Linked DNA regions of Homo sapiens: region 2 is linked to region 1. A link is a contact called in ENCODE Hi-C data. All regions are on one chromosome and are shown on one strand. Each heading gives the region's core, a stretch centred on a gene start or an enhancer-like site at or near the end of the contact. The rest is flanking DNA. Distances are from core to core; before and after follow the strand shown.

Region 1 (7,243 bases), core at 2,444-4,943:
ATATATAATATATTTATATATAATAATCCTAACATAATATATTATGTTAATATATAACATAATATAATATTAATATATTAATATAATATATAATATATAAATATAATATATTAATATATTATAATATTAATATAATATATAATATATCTATAATAATCCTAACATAATATACTGATATATAAATATATAATTATATATAAATATGTATGATATATATAAATTTATATATCATATATATCAAAATATATATAAATAATGATATATATAAATATATATGATTATTATATATTTATATATAATAATATATATACTATATATAATATACTGGATATATATAAATATACATATATAAATTATATATAATGTAGTCCATAAAATTTCCTAAACATTTTAAATGTTTCTTTTAATCTACAAGGTAGTGAAAATATATTTAAAAAAATAAACTAACACAGTTTGATTCAAGTGACCATTGTGCCTGAGACTGAAAGAGTAATTAAAATTTTTGCACATATCTTAATGTCTTTTCTAGGTATATACTGATCTTTTCTAGGTATATACTGCTCTAAAGTTTTAGAACACAAAGACTACATGTATCTTGCACAACAAAATTCAATCATAGCATCATCACTTGGATTCATCTAAAAATAAATGTTTAAACTAAAATTATTTAATAATCTCATTTCTGAAGCCTAAATATTATAGTATATATGATTAGAGTATGCTCTAAAGAGCTCTCTAATCAAAGGTTTCTAGCTCAACATTTTTTAAAAGTATTAACAAAGTGGCCTATGGAAAAGATTCCTTAAGGCTTTAGAAAGATATACAGGACATGTTGAAAAACTAAGGTACATAATACAGAAGAGACTCACACAGCTTTCACCTGAACATTTAACTTGAGATTATTTAAAACAGGGCATTTCTATCTATTAAAATCCCCATAGTTGTGAAAGACAAAAATTTATTTTGTACAGATTAGGTATGATATTTGTATATCTAATATTAGTACTACTGGGCATCACTCAGTATGAAATAAGAAAATGTAATAGATATTCAGTAAGCATTTTACTCACTAATTATGATTCCATAATTTCTTAACTTTTTGTTCTCAGATGTCAAATACTTACCTAGAAACTGCCACTCATTTGGTTGCTATGAGTTTTAAGATCAGTTAGCAGGTTTTTTTTCTGTCTTTCAGAGAATTGTCATCTTGGGTTCTCCCTCAAGGTAGTGAAAGTTAACTTTGTTACCCATCTGGGGATTTATAGTACTTATACTAGAAGATGCTCCAAGGTTTCAGAAAGGAATTAATTACTTTCAATTTGCACAATTTAGAACAAATATCTGGCTTTTCCCTAAGCTTAATGATTTTCCATTTCACACAACTAAAATATAATAGCATTATTTTATAATCAAGTTTAACTGATGGTCTATGATAGTAGAGCGATTTAGTATTTTGACAAAAATCTTATGAGACATGAAGTCATTCAATTTGCAGCCCCAAACTGAAGCTCAAACACAACATTTTAAAAGTATTTTCTGCCTATACCTTTGACTGCATGCTACTTTAAATAGAGGGACAAGACTAAATGGTCTATCTGGTTGTTCTTACACTTTATAAAGAGTCAAAAGCAAATTTGAGTTATAAATATGCACATCATAGTGATCATTATTTTATCACAAATAAATATTGATTTGCTTAATCAAAGAGAATACTCTCCTAGAATAAGAGCAGTATTTCAATCTGCAAACATGTTTCTTAATGTCACTGAGCATTTAGCCTATCTTCACACACACATTTCATAACCTTTCAAGGACAATCTTCTACATCACATTTTAAGGAAATACACTGAAAAAGCAATCCATTTTGCAATAGCATTTTACATTACTACAAATTCACGAGGTTCAACCTTCAATGCCCATGTACCTTTCACAAAACTATTGATCATTTCCTATCAATGCTTTACAGGATTATATCACAAAGGAACACATAATGCATGTATGTGCATCAATGCGTAAAGGAGAGGATGCATTTCTGTGCATAGTATGTGAACTGACAATGCCCACTTGCCCAGTCCTTGCTTTACTCAACTTCTTACACATCATCAGCCAGCTGCCCTGTTGATGATTCCTTGCACCTTATGCGCTGCTTTATCATTGAGTCAGATTACTACCATTTCTGGTCCAGAACTCATTAAGAAAAGTCCTTTTTCAAGCAAGGTCTTTGAAATGTAGTTGTACACCTATAAAAGAACTATCTGGAGCTCATCTTGAGAGAGAGAAGATGAATTTATCCTCTGTCTTTAGGCTTTTACTTACAGAGCCACACCTTTATAAACAAGTTCTGTCTGTCATACTGACAGGAAGGAGATATGCAAAATGTAACATCTGGAGTCATAAAATATAATGACCTCAAATAACATTCCAGAAAGAGAAAGGAAAACTAGTTCTGGTTAGGGAGAAGATAAAAGAGGAAAAGGAGTAAATTTACATCCTTAAAACAAGAGTAATAGAAAACCCTACCGGGTTTTTCCAGTAAGTTTTGTGCAGCAGCAGCAACAACCTAATCAATATGTGCTTCCTCACCCTCTTGTCCCCAAAGAGAAACTGCTGGGCCCCTCTCCACCGACTCCCCAGGAGCAGAAACTACTGCCCCCAAGGAAGGGAGAATTCAGAAGCGTGGGGAGGGGGAAAAACAGGTATATGTGGTTCTAGCATCCTCATCTTCATATCAGCTACCAGCCTGAAACTACATTCAGGAACCAGGCTCCCAGACATTCCCCGGCCCTGGGCCCTGCCTGAGCGCCAGAGAGCTTGAGGAGCCTGCAGCATAGTTCTCAGACCCGAAACAATGACCTCCCCCGTCCAAACCCAGGCACTCTTGCGCCAAGGCCCTAACCTCTCAGCGAGACCTCTTTGGGGAAGGACAAGAGATGCTGCCTGATGGCCGAGAGAAGACATGCCAGGCTTCTCTGCCAGAATGAGTTGTTGAGGGTGGGATGAAGGTGGTCAAGGAGATGGGCTCTTTATTTTTAAAACAAAAAACAAGGCAACCGGGACCACCAACATCAGTCACCCTCACTCCCCACCACTGCCTCTATTCCTTAAGGACTTCTTCCCAGGCCGGCGGCGGCGGCGGCGGCGGCGGCGGCAGCTTGCGATCATCAGGATTGGAAGTGAGAGCGAGTGCCCGGGCCAACCTCAGCGTCTCTCAGGGACAGCGCAGGTGGGCGCAGCCTTGGAAGGTCAGCGAGGCCAGAGCTCAGAGTTCCACGGGGGCCCGGAGAGTGTGCGTGTGTGAGTGAGAATGCGAAAACGCGCGCGCGCCGGGCAGAGGGGCGCTCGGCGAGAGGGTAGGCGCGGTGACAGGGGTACCCCAGCAGCCGAGGAGAGACAGCCCACCCCACCCTTTAAGCTAAAGAGCTGGAGGGGTGATGGAGGCTGCAAGACGGAGAAACTTGATGCAAAACAGACAGGCTCCCCCCTCCAAGACGTGCCGCCACGCTCTCAGACACGCTCCCTCGCCTCCCGGATTACCCACCATCAACCACCCCACCCTGCAAAATTCCCCCACCGAGCCCTAGGATCCCAGGCGGGTAATTACCTCTCCCGGAGGCGGAGTGGGGGGCGGCAGCAGCAGCAGACACTTTTAGCCTGACTTTCCTGCGTTCGCTTGCGAGCGTGTGAGCGTGTGCGCGCCCAGGAGGAGCTGTAACCTGCTATTTATAGACCGAAGCCTCAGTACCCGGGGCTGAGAACCCGGAGGAAACTAGCAGGCGGCGGCGACGGCGCAGGGCGCCGGCCGCGGCTTCGCGAGGCTCCAGCAGCTCCCCCAGCCTCTGGCTTCGGCCGCGCTCCCTGCTCGCTCCTCGCCTACCAGCCCCGCGCGCGCCCCAGAGAAGTTGTCACCAGCGCGGCTGGCTCTCCGGCTGCTCACACGCCCCCTGGCACAATTGCTACTTTCTTCCACCCCAACCCCCACCCTCCCCGCTCCTCTTCCTCCTCCTCTGCTCTCTCCAAGCGGTCTCCTCCCAATGTCACCAGCGACCGAGTAGAGGCGGCCGTGGCAGCGACAGTCGCGCAACTGGCGCTGCTCGCTTCCCGCTACTGATAGAGCGGAGATGGTGGCCCGGCTGCCCACCCCGAAATTACCACGCTGGCTCCGTGTGCTCACACCCCGTACCCCGACCCCTTTCTGCGGCCCCTCTGCCCGCTGGGTCGCCCACCCAGACTGGGCTGTGGGATCACCGCTACCGCGACGAGGGGGGACCCGAGGCCGCCACGCTGCTGCGGGGGCAGGAGAAACCACAGAGAAAGAACCCGCGGGAGGAAGAAAGCGCCCCAGACCCCGGCCTATGGCAGCGCAGTCCCTAGACCGAGGGTTTTTGGAAGGGGCTTGGGATCCCTGCTGTCACTGCCTGCGTCTAGGCATCCATTCACGCCTGCTGGACCCCAGTCTGCAGCCGCGCTGGGACCCCTGTCTCTTGCCCCTCCTCCCCCTTGCCCCGGGCAGAGGTCGGGCTGAGGAGACCAGCTTAGAGCAGCCCTCGGCCACCCACCGCCAGTTCCCACGTCGCGGCGGGTGACTGAGGCCGAGATGCTCCCAACTAGCGTATGACATGCCTTTGATATCCCGGGTGCGTGGGGACAAATCCGCCCTGAATGTGTTGGGGTATCAGGAAAACGGGGTATGTAAGCAAGCAGTCTGGACGGAGACTAAAACTCCCCCACTTCCTAGCCCCTAACAAGCCCACAGGGGAAAGCACGCACCCTGGTTATTCCGGGCTGTGTAGGGTGTGGGGCAAATGACTCTCCCCATCTGCGCTTTACAGGTGCCACCTGGCGGCTCTCTCGGAAAGGTTTTGATGGAGCCGTTCAAAGGTAAAGGTGCCCAGAGCCAGCCCATCAAGACACCCCAGCCCTTCTCCCTGAGGGCGCTTTAAAATCACATTTTAAGTAAAGCAGTGTACGAATGCTTGTACACAAGTGTTACATTTGCCATGCAAAAAGACTGGAATCTCAAAGTCAGGACAGTGAAATCAATTTGGGTTAAGTCGGGGCTTAACAGTTTCACAAACCAGGAAGCTGTATGTACCCCCAGCTGTCACCCCTGCTGTCACTGCCCGCATCTAGGCATCCTTTCACTCCTCAAACCTTTGACCACCACATTATAAGCCTTGCCAATGAGGACAGGGACTTTGGGTTTGTTTTGTTTTGTTTTGTTTTGTTTTGTTTGGTGGGGGGAGTTGTTTGTTCGTTTCATTTATTTTTTTCATCACTCTGCTCCCAGAGCTTGGGACAATACCTAATATTCTGTAGTTTCAATAAATGTTTATAGAATCAAATAATAAACACTATAGGCCAGAAACTGCTTGGCGCCCCCGAAGCCCTTCCTTTTGCTTCTCTTCAAGCTTTTTCTCCTATGCTCAGCCTCTACCCCAAGTGAGCTGAATGCAGAGAGATAGGAGAGTGAGGAACAAATAATCCCTGTCAAGATGTGGATCAGCTTTGAGAAGCCTTCACACAGTTAGATTTCTCCTCCATGGGGCAGCACTGAACACACCCATCTCCAAGCAATGGGTAAGCCGTGTTCATAGAGATCTGCTGGAAAGATGATACAACTTTCTCACTGGGCAGTTTCTGATTTTTCTCACAATAGAGAGAGATTGAAATAATATCAGGACATTAGGATGTCAGAGCTTTGCTACTAAATTGGAAATATGGTTAACATATCTGTCCTCTAAGTGGAAGAGTGTGTGTGTGTGTGTGTCTGTGCGTGTGTGTGTTTATGAAGACTACAGCAGCAATGCCAGAAATACCAAACCATACCTCCTAAAAGACTGAGTTGTAAAATAAATGCAGTTACTGATTCTATGGAAATGGACGTTTAAAGTGAGATGCTTAGAGGACCCTATTATAATTAAAGTCCAGACATGGACCATGCTGACAAAGTCCTTTTACAGGGCGGCTGAAGAATATGTGACTTACTTGTGTACATCACGTAGGAAGTTTGAATTCTCAGAAAAGAGAGAATATGAATCAGGATGCCATCAGATGCATGTACCACAAGGCATTTTTAAAAATCCATCAATCATCCTGATATTTACCTTTTTTAGTTATTTGGTGGCTTTTTCCTTGAATAAGCCTGGAGGATTCAGATGCTTCCGTGGTTTAATAAACTCATTCAGCATTCACTTTTACAAACCTTGAACTTTTGCTGACTTGTACCCCCAAAACATAACTCCATTTGCCAATGAAGGACAAAATATTTTTCATTTCCTTTTGAAATATCTTTGTAGGGCCAGAAGTCAAAGGTGATTCCCTGTAGTTACCTTGCTGTCTAAAGCAATAAAATCAAGCCAGGATCTACAGGGTTGGTGTCACACTCGCCTTTGCAGTGAAGCAGCCTACACTCTCTCCATAGATTCATTGTTCCTCTAGATTTTTATCTCAGGTGAGATTAATATGACATCATATCTACTTTTATGATCCTTCACTATTCAAAATCTCTTCTAGAATATAGCACCAAGCATCATATAGGTTTTTTAATGCTTACTCAGTTATGTTAACAATAACTTGTAAAGTAAGTCCTTGTTTTCATCTCAATTTTTAAAAACTTAAAAATTACAGAAACTTTGTTATGTATACATTAGCATCATCTCTTGTGTGTATATTGTGTGTGTATGTCTGTGTGTATTTAAATTAAGGGGGATGTTGTTAGAAATAAGAACTAAAGTAAAAAGGATAAATTATTGTAAAGATACTTGGCTGCCCCATGGAACCCCAAAACAAGAATGCAACTGGGCACTAGGAATGACTGGAAACAGACAGGCCATTAGAACTTTCTCTGTCTCTTTTCCCCCACTACATTAACTGTCCCATTCTGTATCTCTCTCCCTCTTTCTCTCTCTCCCCACATACATTGTCTCACTCTCTGCTTCTCTGGTGTGCACTAAATTGCATGGTGGCTAACGACTCTTAAACTTTATAACTTGTGAACCAGTTCCAAATTCTCCAAGTACTGTGATTCTTCCAGCTACCAAACCCCAGCCAACAACCTTGGCCAGGGATGGTAATCAAGTGACATTTTCATACCTACTGTAGTAATTAGGTAGATTATAGTGGGAGGCTGAAGAAGAAGAAAAAGGATGAAAATTCCCAAAATGAGGGAAGGAATACAGGTCATTCCTGACCACTACTATCTCCTATTCCTGGTTGTTTCATCAACATTGACACAAAAGACAAA
Region 2 (6,627 bases), core at 1,701-4,200, 1.2 Mb before region 1:
TGACGGAATTGGAGGCCATTATCTCAAGTGAAACAAATCAAAACAGAAAGTCAAATGTGGTATATTGTCACTTAGAAGTGGGGGCTAAGTGATGTGTACACATGGACATAGAATGTGGAATAATAGTCATTGGAGAATCCAAAAGGTTTGGAGGATGGAAAGAGGTTGAGGGATGAGAGATTACTTAATTGTACAATGTACATTATTCTGGTGATGGTTACACTAATAGCCCAGACTTTACCTCTATGCAGTATAGCCATGTAACAAAACTGCCTTTGTATGCCTTACATTTTATTTTTTTAAATGAATGTTGTGGTCCCACCACATGGACCACATTTAATGTTAGTTTCCTAGAAGTATGTTTTATAACTGAATAGAGATAATTTTCTATATTGTATTCCAACCCGGATGATATACATATATATTCGGTAAGATTTTTCAATTTTCTTTGTTCTCACTCCGTATTTATCAAAAATTAATTTTATGAATAATTTGGTCATGTAAGTTAATAATGCAGGCTTAGTTACTCAGGGATTGCTCTGGAGCAAGAAAAAAGTTACTCACTTCTACCTTCTGTACCCCTTCATCTTTCACTCTGCCACTGCCAATAAAACCCTCCAAAGAAATCCGACATCTTAGACTACAAAAAATGCAGCCATCTTGGGAAACCTGTAGCAAGTACACCCAGCAGAAAGGGTCAAAATCTTAAAGATTGTGACAAATCTGTAATCCCACAGAAGGGATGAGGCATGCCAAGTGTTTGATGTCTACAAAAACCATTTTCCTTAGACAAAAGCTGAAAGGCATAGGAGAAGTAATATAAAGCAGAAAAAATGAAAAGCAAAAATTATAAAGAAGACAAGAATGGCAATCTATTTATAATAATAGTTTTGATAACAACCATTTAGATAAGAATAGTTAATGAGGCCAGTGAAAGAGGAGATAAAGTACTAAAACGGACTATTCTCCTATTGTGAGGACAGGATCTCTGTTAGCTCTGTCTCAGATAATTTGTACAGCCCAAGTGGAGAAGGAAGAACCAGCAGTGCTATAAAAGATAAGTTCTGCTGTCCAATCTAGGGAGAAAAAAGCAACCACATTGACCACATTAGAGCTCAGGAGTCCAAACACTGCTAGTTGCCAAATAAACTTTATTAATAGAGACGACCTCCCCCTTAGCAGTTTTATAAGCACTATTGCTTTTTTATATAGACTTGAGAAGGTTAGTTTACTTGTCAGAAAGTAGGCCAGAAAGCAATGTTTTAGAAACAAGACGTTTGGGACTGCTACAGAGATCCAATGCTCAGGCTAAATCACGTGATACATTTCATGTGAAGCTAAGTATTTGGAACAAGAGATGCCAGAGGTCTAATCAGCAAGAATAATAAACAATTAGAAGAATGGCAGCCAAGCCTAGAGAAACTGTCTGGAGAAAGAGTACTGGAGGATTTGTGGTCTAATGTGCATTTGTGCTTAGTAAAAGATTAGCTGTTCCTAGATTTTTAAATTTAATTTTAAGTGTTATTCCTGAGGATTATGGTAATCGCATCTCTTTGCTTCTATAAGGGATTGGTGAGAAGCAGTAGCAATATTTGAATCCAGTTATTTGTGAGTGGGAGATGTACTATATCATTAGGTGTCATTTTCACCGAATACGTTATTATCAGCAGGTAATAAGAAATGTGCATCATTACAAATTCTCATCTGGTATTTTGTGCTCAAACAGACAAGGTATGTCTTCTGTGGCAGCACTGAGTGATCACATAGAGACTGGTGTCAAAAAATGGCTCTTATAAATTACAGGATACATTTTAATAGTTAAACAATTATCTAAAGAGGCACCACTGGAAAATTGTTTAGTAACAATTGGCTGATTTTTATGATGAAGGATAATTCAATTAAAAAAATTATTTACAGCCTCCTTTGGTTCAGAAACTGTGCCATGCTTTGGGCATTCTAAATGAATTTTGTCTTCCAGGAGTTCATCTTCTAAGCAGCTTTATGGAGAATGTCATAGTTTTTTCCCAAATTTTCTTCATATATGATTAGACAAAATATTTAAATCTGTGCTACATAATATTTTGTGGTATTTTGATTTTAATTTTATGAGTGGATAATACATTACCATGGTTTAAACTTCAAAAGTTTCAAAGCGCTTTCCAATTCCCTTCTATAGATGCAACCAGTGCTATCATTTTCTAGTGTATGTCCTTGCAAATGTTTTGTGCAGACACACAAAAATGCACGTATATATTTAACCATCCCCCTTTCTGAAAACAAATACACACTGTCGAGTTACCTTTTTCTTTTTACTTTAAAAATACACCTTGGATATATGTTCATGCTAATATTAAAAAAAACTTCCCATTCTTTTCTATGGATGTATAATATTACATTGCATGCATGTATTATAATTTACTTAAGCAGTACCCTACTGATGGACATTTAGGTTTTTTCCATTCTTTTGCTATTACAGGAAATATTCACATGAGTAATTTCAACACTGATATTCTAAAGTGAGCTAGAGTGACTGCATTCCTGTTTCCCAGCCCATATTCCATAGAACACAAGTCTCATGAGATGTTCAATATCCAAAAGGGTTCTATAGTTAAATAACTTTGATTAACTCTGGGTATTTGTTGATGTTTATAGTGCATACTGTCAAATTAAAAGAAATCTTGCAATAATCTGCTTCGATGTAATCCAAGTGTTTCCTGACCTCACATTTTCTCAAGGAATGGAATACACTATTGTTTTAGGTCAGGTTCTTGGGAAGCAGACTGAGATGGAAATATACATGCGAGAGGCTTACTGGGGCATGTTCTAAGGAACAACACCTGATGGAAGTAAGGGCAGATCAAAACAGGGTGGGCAGAGGGAGAAGTTGGACTGTGATGCAGTTGGAACAGTGGCCTCACTGGATCCAACAGGGAGCCCTCTAGAGGCAGGATGGCCCTTTGGGGATGTTACAGCTCTGGAAGGGAAGCAGGCCAGATTCCTGGAAGGGAAGCAGGCCAGATTCCTGGAAGGGAGAGCTTTCTTCCATTGAAAGCATTTATCAGGAGGGGCTCAGCTATGAGCTGTCAGCTGGAACAATGAATTTCATTGTTCACTACAACTCTGTATAGAATCTTCAAATTTTTAAAGGAAATGCTTATCAGTTCCTAGAGTGTCTTGCTGGTCAGAGCAAGTCACTTGGTCTCCAGGGACTCAGTTTCTTGCTGTATGAAATATGGATGCTGAGCTGAAAGTTCTTTAGAGTTTATAACATTCTTTGCATCTATTTCCATTTCAGTATGTGCTAATTGAATTCCAAGGTCAGACATAAGTTTTCCCCAAGACATACTTGGCCATATAGAGGCCTATGATGTGGATAGATAAGCTCTAACTTTTTAATATTTCTGCTGTGCAGTTATGGAAAAAAAGTGCATTGTTATAATGCTTTCAAGTATGTGTTACTTAACTTGGGGCAGACTCTTGGGGCGAAGGTGCATAAGAGCTGAATTAGAGCTTTTTATTAAAATATAAAAATATATTTTTAAAATATTTTGGTTACCTCTTGTTGGGTGTTTGCTGGAGAAGCTAGCTTGCTATCTTCCTAGGAACATTGGCCCATATTGATAAAATTGAAGAAATATACTGGCATAGGGTGTAAAAGAGAGAGGAGCATAACTGGCTTTAAAGCACATTCTTAGGAGCTCTTATTTATTCTCCTTTTAGAAGCTCAGGAAGCAAACAGGTATAGACAAACAGCTATAGCAATTTCTCAGGGACCTTCCATTTGGGAATCAGATGGGTCTAAATGCCCATCCTATGTCATTTATGGTACTTGTGAATTTCATTCTCATGCTCCTGCAGGATTCATCAATTGTGGTTGTTATTGATGGAAGCTTGTTTCCTGGTAGGAGTGGGGAAAGGGCTCAGGGAATGGGCCTCTCTTAAGTGTGCCTGGTAGAGTTAATGAAGGTTCATAAAGAGGATGGAAAACATATCCAAGAAAAAGAAAATGTTCTTTAAGATAAGGAAATGGGAAGTGAAATCAAATTTAAGGCGGTATTATACAAACATGATGCAGAGAAAAAAGCAAAAAGAAAAAAAAAAACAATTCTAAGATTGGTGGCTGTATGGGTGTAAGATCAACTTTTAAACTGAATGTAAGTTTTTCTAAAAAACCTTAATCTTTTTCTTCAACACAAAGCTTCATGCGGATTCTTGGATCATACTGAAATTTGATTAAGATGTTTCTTAATTTATTTTATAAAATAAAAGTTATACTACTTTACTTTTTTAAATGGCATAATAAGTTGGATTACCCTTATAAAAAAACATAGAAGTTACACTGTTTTTAGGTTTTCTAATTAAATAATCTGTTGCCATATTTATACCCCCGAATCACATATACCTTAAAATATTATACTATATTATGATGTTGTGTTTTACTACTTCGTATTTGAGTGGAGACTTTGCCACTTCACTTTTAGAATAAACGTTTACAACTTATTTTCAACACCTTCTTCAGACTTGGTCAATAACTTAATATCAAACACACAAATACACTTGACATCATGTGTGCTTTGTGATATTTTGTGATAAAGAGAAAGACAATTTACTAGAGAGCTATATGAAGCATTATAGGTTTTAAAAAATGATATATGATTTTTTTCTCCAAAATGATGTAGCTTTAGTCAGCAAGGACATGAGTTAAATTATGGGGAACTCTGAGGATTGTAGAAAAGATTTCCCCAAGAAGTTCAGTCTTGACTTATGCAGTTTTCTCCATATGAGTCTTCCTGTTTTTTTATAGCATGATCAGGTATGTAGGTAACCATAAATCTGAGGAAGGGAGGATTACTCAATACATAATTATTAATCCTCTTATCCGTACCTTTGACTCTTACAGAATCCATTCCAATATATGGCCATGTGGCTCTTTGGAGCAATGTTCCATCATGTTCCATGCTGCTGACGTCACATGGAGCACAGAAATCAATGTTAGCAGATAGCCAGCCCATACAAGATCGTGTAAGTAAAGTTTTAAAAGTTTTATCATGCAATACAGATACTTTTATATAATAGCATAACTAATAATAAGGAAAATGTGGCAAAACAGGTGAAGTTATATATACTCACAGCTTTTAAAATGAGCATCTTGGTTTAAAAAATATACCCTTTGTTATTGCATGCTTAAAGCATATATTTGAAGGCACAGAATATTGCACATAATTTTTTTTCTGAAAAGAGCCACTTAGTAAATATTATAGGCTTTGAGAGTCAAATGCTCACTGTCACAATGAGTCAACTCTGCCCTATTACCTGAAAGAAGCAATAATCGTGTAGGTGTATGGCTATGTCCCACCAGAAGTATTTACAAAAACAGGCGGCTGATGAGGGTTGGCCTCTGGGTCATAGTTTGATAGTTTGTCAATTCTAGGCATATAAAATGACAGAATTGTGCATATCACTTTCTGTATATTACTGGGTTAATTTTGAAAGAACTTGCGTGCTTAAAATTAAATAATAAGTGTAATCAAACTATCTAATTTTTGAATGAGTTTATGTAAGGATATTAGAAGATAATGTAGATTAGATTTTTTAAATGACTGAGTCTTTTAAGGAGTATTTTAGAAAAATGTAAGGTCAAGTTCAGTCTCGATAACTAAACAAAATATAGTAAGGTATAACTTGATGATGGAGATATGTTCTAAGAAATGCATTGTTACACAATTCTGTTGTGGGAACATCCTAGGCTGCACTGACACAAACTGAGATGGTATAGCCTATACATGCCTAGTCTATATGGTATAGCCAGTTGGTTCTAAGCTACAAACCTGTACAGCATGTTACTGTACTGAATACTGTAGGCAATTGTAACACAATGATAAGTATTTGTGTATCTAAACACAGAAAAGATACAGTAAAAATATAATATAAAAGATAAAAAATTATATCCTGCATAGGCCCCTTAAGATGGATAAATTTTACAATACTGGAAGCTGCTCTGGTTGATTCAATGAGTGAGTGGTGGGGGAATGTGAAAGCCTAGGACATTACTTCACACTACTGTAAACTGTATAAACACTGTACACTTAGGTCCTACAAAATTTATTAAAATATTTTTCTTCTTTTAATAATAAATTAACTTTAGATTATTATAATTTTTTAAAGTTAAGAAACAAACATTTTCTTTAACTTTTTGACTTTTGTAATAACACAACTTAAAGCACAAACATATTATACAGCTGTACAAAAATGTTTCTCTTTACATCCTTATTCTGTAAGCTTTTTTTCTGTTTTTAAAAATTTTTAATTTTTACTTTTTAAATTTTTTTATTAAAAACTAAGACATAAACTCACACATTAGCCTAGGTCTACACAGAGTCAGGATCATCAACATCACTGTCTTTCTCCTCCACGTCCTATCTCACTGGAAGGTCTCCAGGGGCAGTAACACACATGGAGCTGTTATCTCCTATGATGTCAATGCCCTCTTCTGGAATATCTCTGAAAGGTACTACCTGAGGCTGTTTTACAGTTAACTTTTAAGAAAATATAAGTAAAAGGAGTACACCATACAATAATGATAAAAAGTATAGTATAATAAATACATAAACCAGCAACATAGTTATA

Evidence for each region. A loop is a pair of places that touch in the nucleus more often than their neighbours do. Pooled maps may share reads with other maps.
Region 2: a loop to region 1 is called in a map with no recorded cell type, with 5 times the contacts of the local background. The contact joins the enhancer-like site here to the promoter of INPP4B in region 1. A Hi-C loop is called at or near these places in 1 of 168 maps with a recorded cell type or tissue (ascending aorta), 1 of 37 single-sample maps with no recorded cell type and 2 of 50 pooled maps.

What each region holds. Positions count from the first base shown.
Region 1 is chr4:142,842,608-142,849,850 of GRCh38, forward strand. INPP4B (inositol polyphosphate-4-phosphatase type II B) reads right to left here and starts at 3,694. Exons shown (of 26, transcript NM_001101669.3): 1 at 3,602-3,694. The region is part of intron 3 of USP38-DT (USP38 divergent transcript); the gene reads right to left. RefSeq lists an enhancer at 4,451-5,037.
Region 2 is chr4:141,651,286-141,657,912 of GRCh38, forward strand. It overlaps IL15 (interleukin 15), which reads left to right. Exons shown (of 8, transcript NM_000585.5): 2 at 4,901-5,022. Among named protein-coding and RNA genes, the nearest start is that of IL15, 18 kb to the left of the region's middle. Within about 2 kb of position 2,951, at least 3 of the 41 ENCODE cell types and tissues checked have a DNase peak (open chromatin) inside an H3K27ac peak, as active enhancers do; they include ascending aorta, where a contact is called at or near this core.